Regions from separate parts of the Homo sapiens genome. Here region 2 is linked to region 1. A link is an interaction called in ENCODE POLR2A ChIA-PET data of the cell type or tissue named here. Cell type or tissue: CD4-positive, alpha-beta T cell. All regions are shown on one strand. Each heading gives the region's core, and the rest is flanking DNA. Links, peaks and the distances in the headings are about the cores only. Region 1 overlaps SREK1 (splicing regulatory glutamic acid and lysine rich protein 1). Region 2 overlaps SGTB (small glutamine rich tetratricopeptide repeat co-chaperone beta).

Evidence for each region. ChIA-PET counts read pairs that join two places held together with the same protein. Peaks named below come from ENCODE experiments on the same cell type or tissue, not always from the same donor. Only the 100,000 strongest peaks of a DNase experiment are listed, where the experiment ranks them.
Region 2: POLR2A ChIA-PET joins it to region 1 with 5 read pairs; 2 of 35 experiments call an interaction of 5 or more read pairs at or near these places.

What each region holds. Positions count from the first base shown.
Region 1 is chr5:66,169,280-66,174,665 of GRCh38, reverse strand. It overlaps SREK1 (splicing regulatory glutamic acid and lysine rich protein 1), which reads right to left. Exons shown (of 12, transcript NM_001077199.3): 8 at 4,496-4,615; 9 at 3,719-4,081. Among named protein-coding and RNA genes, the nearest start is that of SREK1, 28 kb to the right of the region's middle. In CD4-positive, alpha-beta T cell, for the core only: CTCF peaks have their summits at 461 and 3,150 (motif pointing left); DNase peaks (open chromatin) are centred at 2,515, 3,155 and 4,935; H3K27ac peaks cover 607 bases.
Region 2 is chr5:65,670,018-65,675,363 of GRCh38, reverse strand. SGTB (small glutamine rich tetratricopeptide repeat co-chaperone beta) reads left to right here. Exons shown (of 11, transcript NM_019072.3): 9 at 3,083-3,120; 10 at 3,366-3,449; 11 at 5,007-5,346. The coding sequence ends at 5,118. Among named protein-coding and RNA genes, the nearest start is that of TRAPPC13, 48 kb to the right of the region's middle. In CD4-positive, alpha-beta T cell, for the core only: no CTCF peak of the experiment used is centred there; no DNase peak of the experiment used is centred there.

The sequences.
Region 1 (5,386 bases), core at 229-5,228:
TTCAGTAGAAAAAATATTAATGGCGTGGCGTTTCTGCTTCTCTCAAGTGTATTTTCTCAGCAGCTAAAACAAGTTTTGCTTATCAAATCCTTTGTCATGTATCTAGCTCCTTGCTGCCCCACTGTGGATTATAACAAAGTAACAGGCCCTTTTCAAAAACTGAAACATAAACTGGCTTGTAAAATGTGAACTTTCTATACCCAATTATCAACAATGTCTACTTAAAAAGCATTTACATTACTATCATTTTAGAGAGAAATTGCTTTTCCCTCCAACCTCCTATCATTTCATTACTGTTGTTCTATTAATTTAAAATTTAGTGTACAAGTTGCTTAGATGTAAGCAAAACAGTTACAATCTGAAAAGTAAATATGACAGGAATAATTATAAAATAGATTACGTTATTATTATTAAAAACCATTTTGCTTATCAGATTAGCAAATGATACATATTCTAAACTACTTCAACTCAGAAACAATGAACTTCACTAGGTCTATAATTTAAGGGATATGGTACGAGGACATACCCAATGATCTATCTCACAAGTTCTGATAATCAGTGACCACATAGCTAAAAAACCAAATCCTCTGGAATTCATGTTATCCTTACCATTTCAGGAAACTGATTCTAAGAGACTAATAAAATAATTTAAGTTTTTCATTTCTAAAATAAAAAATGCTCACACGGTATATATAATATGTATTAAAATACAAAGCTCAAGAACTCTGAGAACACAACTCAATTCTACCTCTACCTAAGACTCTCTCCTCCATTACCCACTTTTATTCCCAAGACACTCCACAATTACACTTCTAATGTGGAAATTAGATACATTATTTGATTACATCAATGACATTCTCTTAACAGCTCAGCCTAAGAACCAAAAATACTTTTTTCAAAGCATGTGAATGTCAGCGTATTCCAGACTTTAAGATTACACAAAATCGCTCTGCCTTTATCAGTGTAATTCTTTTACTTATTTGTTCAGAAAGCACTATGTACAAGTGGATGTCTAATACCTACTAGCTGACGATAATGAGAGGAAAGTCTCCATAGACAGCAATCTAGACAATTACTTGAGAAAGAAATTGTATTAACAACTAAAGTTGGTGAGATTTAGACTTAAATTTGAGTTATACACCTTACCCAGCTATACAACCAGGATCATATTACTTAACCTAATCTGTTTTTCAACTGAAAAATAAAGACAATTAATAATTCAAGTTTTATTAGGTTGTTGAGGATTTAGGATAAAATCTGTAATGTGCAAAGCATAGAGTGTGACACAGAGTAGGTGCTCAATAAATATTGTTTTTTCCTTCCCTTTCTTGGTATCACCTTTAATGACAGTAAATTTAAGCATTAAAAAATTATTTAATATCATTTTCTTTAAAAGTATAAATTAGGAGACAATGTTAGAAATAAAAATATTAACTATTTTTTGAACAGTTAAAATATTCTCCATTTAGTAAACAAATCAGAACATTTGAAAAGCAGAAAAATGCTAAAAGACAAGAAATTGTAACTCTTGGCTGGGGGCGGTGGCGGCTCACGTCTGTAATTCCAGCACTTTGGGAGGCTGAGGCGGGTGGATCACCTGAGGTCAGGAGTTTGAGACCAGCCTGGCCAACATGGTGAAACCCCATCTCTATTAAATAAAATACAAAAATCAGTTGAGTGTGGTGGCACACGCCTGTAATTCCAGCTACTCAGGAAGCTAAGGCAGGAGAATCGCTGAACCCAGGAGGCAGAGGTTGCAGTGAGCAGATATTGTGCCACTGCATTCTAGCCTGGGTGACAAAGTGACACTCTGTCTAAAAAAAAAAAAAAAAAAAAAAAAATTCAAAGAAATTGTAACTCTTTACCAAGCTCTTCTGAAAGCATGAAACATTCCAAACTGCTGCCTTTATAAACTAATGTCAGTCATCTTTTATTCTCAAGGCCCCAGTTGTTACTGAAGAATGTATTTGAGCCAGGTGCAGTGACTGATGCCTGTAATCCCAGCACTTTGGGAGGCCAAGGAGGGCAGATCACTTGAGGCCAGGAGTTCAAGATCAACCTGGCCAATATGGTGAAACTCCATCTCTACTAAAAATACAAAAATTAGCCAGGCATGGTGGTGCACACCTGTAATCCCAGCTACTCGGGAGGCTGAGGTACAAGAATCACGTGAACCGAGGAGGGGGAGGTTGCAGTGGGTCAAGATCATGACACTGCACTCCAGCCTGGGCGATGAGCAAGACTCTGTTTCAAAAAATATATACATATATATTTAGGAATGAATGTGAACACTTGAACTTTCCTCTACACCAAACAACTTAAAATGGCCCGAGAAAAAGTTAAACATTCCCATGTCATCAAAAAAAGTAAATTCGTTATTAAAAAGGAATGAAAATAGTATTTGGTGCTGTGAAAGGTAATGTCTAAACAATCACAGAAACACAAAGGCATGTGTGACACAGAATCAATAAAATCACTTTGCAGTAAAGGTGTGGTTACAAGGCTCAAACCAGTACCCACAGCAAAGGAGGTTACATTAATTCTTCAATCTGTGGTTCAATGTGCTGAAATCCAGCAGTGATCTGTTTATTTTGAGCCTTGTTTTAACATATACTACTGCTTTCAACTTTATGCTTCTGAGGTAGTTTTTAAAAGTAAGTACAAGTACTAGAGAATTCTCAAACTTAATCTCTAAAATAAAGGAAAAGGGCTACTATACTTCTCATACAGAGCGTCAGCTTCCTCATGTTTTAAAACAGTGATGATAATAATCTTCTCCCAGGCCTGTTGTGAGGATTAAATAAGGTGAGACATGAAAAAGTCTACTGACATCATGTCTGGCATACAGTAAAGTGCACAATAAATGTCTACGATTATCTTTTATTATCTAGTCAAAGGCTGGTATTAAAAATAAACTACTAAAGCACAAGTTTTAAAAATGGGAAACATATATTCCTTTATCTCAAATTATTTTCTATTAAAAAACCATCTTTAAAAATCTTCAAAAATTTGCTAATATATATATTTAGTATTTTTAAGATAGTGTAGTATAAGTTAGGAACTTCCATTTACAGTCATGGTATCATCTGAAGTAAAGGATGTGGGTTTAGATAATCTTAAATCTCAAAAGTTGTTCTCATTGTACAGCTGTTACTATGGCAACTTGCTGCCACCTGGTGGTAGTAAAGCTATTAATAAACTGAAATCACGGTCCTAAGGAAAAACTCTAACCCTTAAAACTGACAAAATAAAACACGACCAAAATTTAAATGTTATGCACTTAACAAAATAAGGATAAAAATTAACTTAGGTGACAAAGAGGGCTAACACTGCAACTTCAGCAATCATTTTACATATTAAAATTAATCACACCATTCAAAAAAAGTTCAGGAAAAAGCCTAAGACGCAAATTCTTAATGTGCTTTTTAAAAAAAGTACCTTTCCCTGCCATCCCACCCTCTAAGAAAATAACAATTATTATTATTCTATTAAAATAGTGGTTACAAAGAATAGCTAAAACTCTTCAAATAATGTTGCCCAGTATCATCTCTTTCCCCACTCTGCTAGAGAAATGTTTACTCTGAAATTAGGAGAAAATGTTCTTATATTACTTTACAGGTTCCACTTGCGTACAGTAACCTTTTCTCCCTCCGTAAAAAATTTTGTTTCCAATTGTCATCAGCAAATCCCTTTGTAAAAATTTTAAGCATTATCAAACCTGCTGGAACTACGAGATCTTCGCGATGCATTGTAACTCCTGGGTGGTGTTCTGGATTTTTTATCCTTCTTTCTTTTTTCATCTATCTCTTTGGATCTGTCTTTTTCTCGTTCCTTTTCTTTGTCCTGTTCCTTTTCCTTCTCTTTGTCTCGATCCTTCTCATGCTCTTTTTCCCGTTCTCTCTCTCTGTCCTTTTCCTTGTCTTTTTCCCGGTCCTTTTCCCGTTCCTTGTCCCGGTCTTTGTTTTTACCCCGTTCCTTTTCTTTTTCACGTTCCTTTTCCCTCTCTCTCTCCTTTTCCCTGTCTTTCTCTTTCACTCTTTCCTTTTCCTTGATCTTTTCTCGAGTGTCTTTTCTCTTGTCCCTTTAAAAACAAAAATAAATAAATTCATAACTAAAATAGTTCTACCTCCTCCAAAAAGACCTCTCTCTCTTCAACAATTACCAACACAAGACAATTTATAGTACCTACAGACATTTACATATACATTTTTATATAGCTCAGGTGTACAAGAAGCTGCTAAACAAAGCTATTCATACTACGCAAGCTGAACTGAGTAGTTTGGAAACCTCATGAGTCACACTGACATCAGATTCAGATCACTGGCAATCAATATTAATCCTAGATTACTAAAACAATAAAAAAGGTTTAATTTCTCTCATTAAAAACCTAAACCACAACAGATTTTTAACAAATGAAGCCAATTAAAATATTATCCCTTAGCACTAACAGAACTCTGAGGAAAAAAAAATTATTGTTAATTTCTCTAAAACTCACCGTGAATGCGAACGACTCCTTGACTTCCGTCTCTCCCTTGATTTAGAGCGTTTTTTATGTGGGCTCTTAGATCTACGTCTGTCTTTCTGTCTTGAACGTGATCTATTATGGGATCTACTCCTAAAGAAAAAAAATTGTTAGAATATCAAAACTTAATTTACGATCTTTCAAACAAGAAAATTTAAAATCTATCCTAACAGTATTTAACAATATTTTAAAAATTTCTCTTAAATAATACTTTAGTTACATAATCTGAAATACATTTACTGGAAACTTTACCGGATATTTCATTGTCTAGAACAGAGACAGAAACAAAGAATTTAACAGTTATTTCGTATATTTTCAGATGTGGCTTTTGCTAGTCATTTTATGCCTCAAATCAGTATAGAAGATTTTTCCCTGTTGACTTGCATGTAATCTGGTCATAACACATCATGACAGGGAGTAGTGGTTACGTGGTTGAGTAGTTCCTGTGAATGTGTGCTGTCTGTCATAACAAACAAAAAGAATATATAAAAGGAAGCACAGTCCTAATGACAGCGCCACTGTGACAGGAAAATAAAAATCATTACTCATAAGTTAAAACTAGATATAATCAAATATTGGATTTGCAATGCCTTGATTTTATAGCTGTAACTATAATCATAGCTACCAGTTGAGTATCCCTTATGTGAAATGCTTGGAACCAAAAGTGTTTTGAATTTCACATTTTTGGAGATTTTCGAATATTTGCATTCTATATATACACACGCATAAAACTGGTTGAGCATCCCAAACACACAACTGAAAAATCCAAAATGCTCCAGTGAGCATTTCCTTTGAGCATCACGAAAGCGCTCAAAAAGTTTTGAAGCCTTTTGAATTTCAGATTTTCAAATTTGTGAGTCTCAA
Region 2 (5,346 bases), core at 347-5,346, 500 kb after region 1:
AAGATATCTAACATCTGCAGTTTGAGTATTTGGCCATTGTGGTTCCCTAGCTTGCCCCTCAGCATTGTCTGCCTTGTTTTCTATCTTTAGAGTTTATTTGATATAGATAGATAGATATAGATATAGATATCTCATGTGTTTGTCTTCTATTCTTACAAAACAACAAAATAATGTATGGGCCTTTTTGAGAACATACACGCTCTGGTCCAATATGTGGTAACTTTGATTTAGTGGGTTTAGGATGTTACCAGGGCATATCAAGCTCCTGGGGTGACTGTATACTTTGGATGAGAATTATTCTATCCATGATATGCCCTTGGAAGGCAGGAATCAGTTTTTATTCATCTTTTGTTTCCTTCAAAAAATGTGTCTTGCATCCATTAAATCTTCTGTTGAACTGAAATGCACAGATGACTCATTCCCAGTGAGATAAGTCTTTTTAGCAACTGGTAGTTTTTATTTTTCCCTTATCAAATTTCAGCCTTCTTACCATGCTAGCAAATACATGTTTTGTAGATCTTGTGACTTCATTTTTTTTTTTAAGAATGGTTACCCATTCTAGGACTCAGGTTATGGCATTGTAACAAGATGTGAAAAATGGAATTCTTTTAGTTTCAGATTTGGCTTAGGCTCCAAGCTGCTATGTACCAAAATAAGGTGTGAGACCACCATGTAGGAGTTGCAAAAGATGGGGATAAAAAACATGTTTTGTGACTCATAAAAAAGGCCAGGTTGATGGAAATTAAAACATGATTTTTGGAGAGAGCTATTAGAGTTTTAGGGCTCCCTATATGAAGGAATTAGGGAGGCTTGCTCTCATCTCAAGCCCTCACTGAGAAAGGGCTTTTCTGGTACAGAGACTTTCTACCTGATAGTTCAACTGGATAGCCAGTGGCAGAATTAGCTGTGTGGTTTGGGCAGTTACTGTACTGATGAGAGTGGAGCAGAGGTGTTTCCTGTGGACCAAGGTGAGCACACACAATTGTGAGAGAGTGTGTCTGAATATGTTCAAGAGGCTTTCCTGGAAGTGTGACAGGATCCCAACACAGAGAATCTCTGGAGGACTGCCAAGAACCTAAGACTGAAGGGAAAGTCATAGCATCCATCCAGAGGGTAAATTACCCTTTTCAAAGAATAGGTAAGAAATCTCCAGGGCCTAGGGAAAGGAGAAGTGTCTGAAGAACATGAGAAAGTACCCCATAAGAGAACCACAGTAGTTTTTGAATACCTTGCAAACTCAAAAAGCACCAATGCAAAACTAGTAAGATAATACCAGTCATCAAATAAGAACTTTGCTGCTCCTTTCACCTTTCCCTCCATTTAACCCTCAACCTGGAGGGCCACAACTCTTAATCAGCAAGCTGAGGGAAGAGGACTGGAAGTACTACAGGATAAAGAAGCACTATAGGCCTTGGTGTGCTGGCTCACACCTGTAATCCCAGCACTTTGGGAGGCTAAGATGGGCGGAGCACTTGAGGTCAGGAGTTCCAGACCAGCCTGGCCAACCTGGCGAAACCCCGTCTCTACTAAAAATACAAAAATTAGCTGGGCATGGTGGTGCATGCCTGTAATCCCAGCTACTTGGGTGGCTGAGGCAGGAGAATCACTTGACTCCGGGAGGCAGAGGTTGCAGTGAGCTGAGGTCATGCCATTGCACTCCAGCCTGGGTGACAGAGTGAAACTTCATCTCAAAAAAAAAAAATAGCCCTATAGGACAGCGGTCCCCAACCTTTTTGTAACAGGGACTGGTTTCATGGAAGACAGTTTTTCCATGGACCATACCGGGTGTAGGGGGTAGGGGCAGGATGGGGAGAGGAGCGTTAGATTCTCTTGAGGAGCACTCAACCTAGGTCCTTCACATGCGCAGTTCACAATAGGGTTCTTGCTCCTATGAGAATCTAATGCTGCAGCTGATCTGACAGGAGGTGGAGCTCAGGCAGTAATGCTTGCTCGCCCACCGCTTACCTGCTGCTGTGCAGCCTGGTTCCTAACAGTCTGTGGCCCAGGGGTTGGGGACCGCTACTATAGGAAACAAAGCAGTCAATGGTGCCTCTTTTCTACTACAACCGGTCAGTCTGTAGCAGGCCCATGCTAGGAAGGGAGAAGTTTTACCTGTAAATGAAGCTTTATGTATTTGATTGTTACACTGAGACATTAATTGCTGAACTGGAGGTCATTTTATAGAACTTAAAGTGACAGGAGGATTGCTTACTGAAAAGTGACTGGAAAAGCATAGATCTGTTCTAAATTTCCTCTAGGTCCTAGATTGTGGGAGAAGGGGAAGAACTACTGCTGCAGAACTAGTTTAAAGGGATTGCAAAACACAGCATTTCATGTTTATAGCTCATACATCCTGCTTTTCCTGTGTAATGCCTTTAGCACTTATGGGTTGGCTCAGAGGCACCAATCCTGACTGGGACTTGAGGAAAGTTTTGAATTACTTACGAATCAGTCAGTGATCTTTCTGGTAATATAAGCAAGTGGTGGCTTTTCCCAACACCTCATAGAGAGTCTGTGAATATAATCTATTGTCTACAAAGATTTAGACTAAATTCAAATTTTACATAAATATTGTCGACATTACCAATTTGAGGGAAAAAATGTGATGCTTTCAAAATAGAATGTTTTAAAAGTATGTGTGCACATAAATATAATTCCTTGTGCCACTGTAAGCATGGGAAGGATTGAAATTGCTGGGCCCCATGGAGCAAAGTCACATCTCTTAAAAGCTCGTTTGGAATGGACCTTCTCAAGTGTAGGAGATCCCTTAACCATACTTTTAAAGTTCCTATTTTTCCTTTTGGCTTAATTGGTCTGATAGCAGTAGTAAGTAAACTGCTGTCAACATCCTCAGTTTATAGTGTTGTTTGTAATCTCTTTATCCTCACCATGTCTTCTTAATGCCACTTTTTCTAGTACCTTCTCTCTTTTTACATTCCCCTTTACTTTGCATAGCACACTGAAACTCTACAAAATGTTAGTGCATACATGATTTAGCTTTCATTCTTCTAAAAAAAAAATCTTTGCTAAGATCCCTACATATTAACTGCCTTTAATGGGAGGTGCTGTTTTTCAATTCCAGGCGGCAAGTTTAATGCAGAACCCTCAAGTTCAACAGCTGTAAGTATATAGAAAGAGCTTATTACACTTCCCCAACCCTTCCACTTGCCAGGCTCCTAATTTGAGCACATCAGCTCAAAAATGATGAAACTGTTCTGAATGACAGTCAGTTGGAGCTTAAAGCCACACACATTTGGCCTAGCCTCTGGTATAACATGGGTATTTTATTAACTTTTCCTCGTCCAGTTGTCCTATTTGTTAAGAATATATACCAATCCCAGTGATGTATTTCTTGTGTACTCTAGAATGTCAGGAATGATGACAAATGCCATTGGGGGACCTGCTGCTGGAGTTGGGGGCCTAACTGACCTGTCAAGCCTCATCCAAGCGTAAGTATTATTTAAAACAGAAATAGTGAAGATGTATTTTATGTTTTACAGCCTATCTCTATGGTGAGGGGTCAGGGCTTTCTTTTTAAATGTTTATCTTTTACCGTTAGTAACTTTAGCCTCCTTAATGTTACTAAATCTGAAAGAAGTTCATGAATTACAACCACTTTTTAGACTGCAGGGCAGGAATCCATACCTAGATAGTCTGGCCAGCCCTGTCTGTTGAGAAAAAGAACCATGTTTATTATGCTTCCCCCCACCCCCACCCCCGCCCCCGGTTCATTATGCTTTATTTTTTGGGACTTTCAAGTACCAGCAGAATCTTTTTCTTCTTTTCTTTTTTGGCACCATCTCAATAAGGCAGGTGAGGGACAGATATTAGAAAAGTAGATAATTTATATCCCTACCCAATGGCTAGAGAAACTGAGGTACAGGTTAGTGACTTACTAAGGAACCCATAGCACATTCAGTCTTTTCATTTGCAGCCTAATTTTACTTGATTGTGTTGTCAGCATGAAATTAGGGTCCTTGGTTTTTAAGTGGGGGTATCAATACTGTATCTCTGCTTACAGAGGGTCCCAAGGATTGGTGACCTGGTACTTTGAGGGTATGGAGACAAACAGTAAAAATCATATGTCCAAATAAATTGTGATCTCATATATATATAAAGCTATTAATCCCCCATTTTTTCCCAATGAAGATCCAGGAAGTTTTTCAGCAGACTTCAAACTACTCAGGGACACAGATGAAGGTCAAATATCCTCTTAAAATATATATCAATTTAGGTACACATACATAGTTTAAAATCACTTGTTACATACTTTAATGTTCAGGCAATTCAGGAAATTTTTATTCAAACTTTTTCAGTGCCTGTCAACACTTAGAGGAACTACTTGCATCTTCTCATTACTTGAGCACATTGCCTTCACTTATATCAAATTGGCGAAGACAACTTTGCTTTTTGAATCTGTGTCTGATGCTCTCGCTGGACATTTTATATGAAGCCACAGTACCACTTGTTGTTTGTCAGCACAACTGTGTATCCACTTAGAATATTGCATTTTTAGAATGACCTTTAAATGGCATATAATGACATCTAACACTGGCAATAGAGGGTCACATACTACAATTTGTGTTAAACTTCTTAGTGTTTTTAAAATTACTTGTTAGGTGACCTCCAAAAGCATCCCAAACTGGGTGTTATATGAGACTATTAAGACTTGGGTATAAAAGCATTGTATTTGAGCACATACAATAAAAACATATACGTCTTACCCTTTGCTTCTTTGTCATTAGCACTAGAGAAGTAGATTTCACCCAGTTGAGGTACTTATTTTTTTTAGCATGGGTGTTTTGTTTCTTATAAAGAACACTGCATTGTAATAATGCTATATGGAGGCATTGGTAAACTTGTAGATTCTAAAGTCATGGCTCTGAAACTTGTTTTTATAGAAAAAAGCCCCCTTTAGGTAGCTCCTACATTTTCTGCATTTCTTTTTGCGTGGGTAAATGTGACTGGCAATTCCCTATTCAAACCACATTGCCTCTTTACTACAGGGGACAGCAGTTTGCTCAGCAGATACAGCAACAAAATCCTGAACTTATAGAGCAACTGAGAAATCACATCCGGAGCAGATCATTCAGCAGCAGCGCTGAAGAGCATTCCTGATTTAACCAGGGGCTCAAGCCCAAGATACAAATGGTTTATGGCTATGAATGAAGTATTTGTTGTAGATAGTACCCCCTCCCTCCTTCAAAAAACCAAACACCATATCTGATGTGTGAAAATAATGGAGGAAAACCTCTTGTGTATATTCTTAAAGAATAAATCTGTTTAGACAATAGGTTTATCACAAACAAACTCAAAACATAACATGACTCCTTTTGAAATGATCAC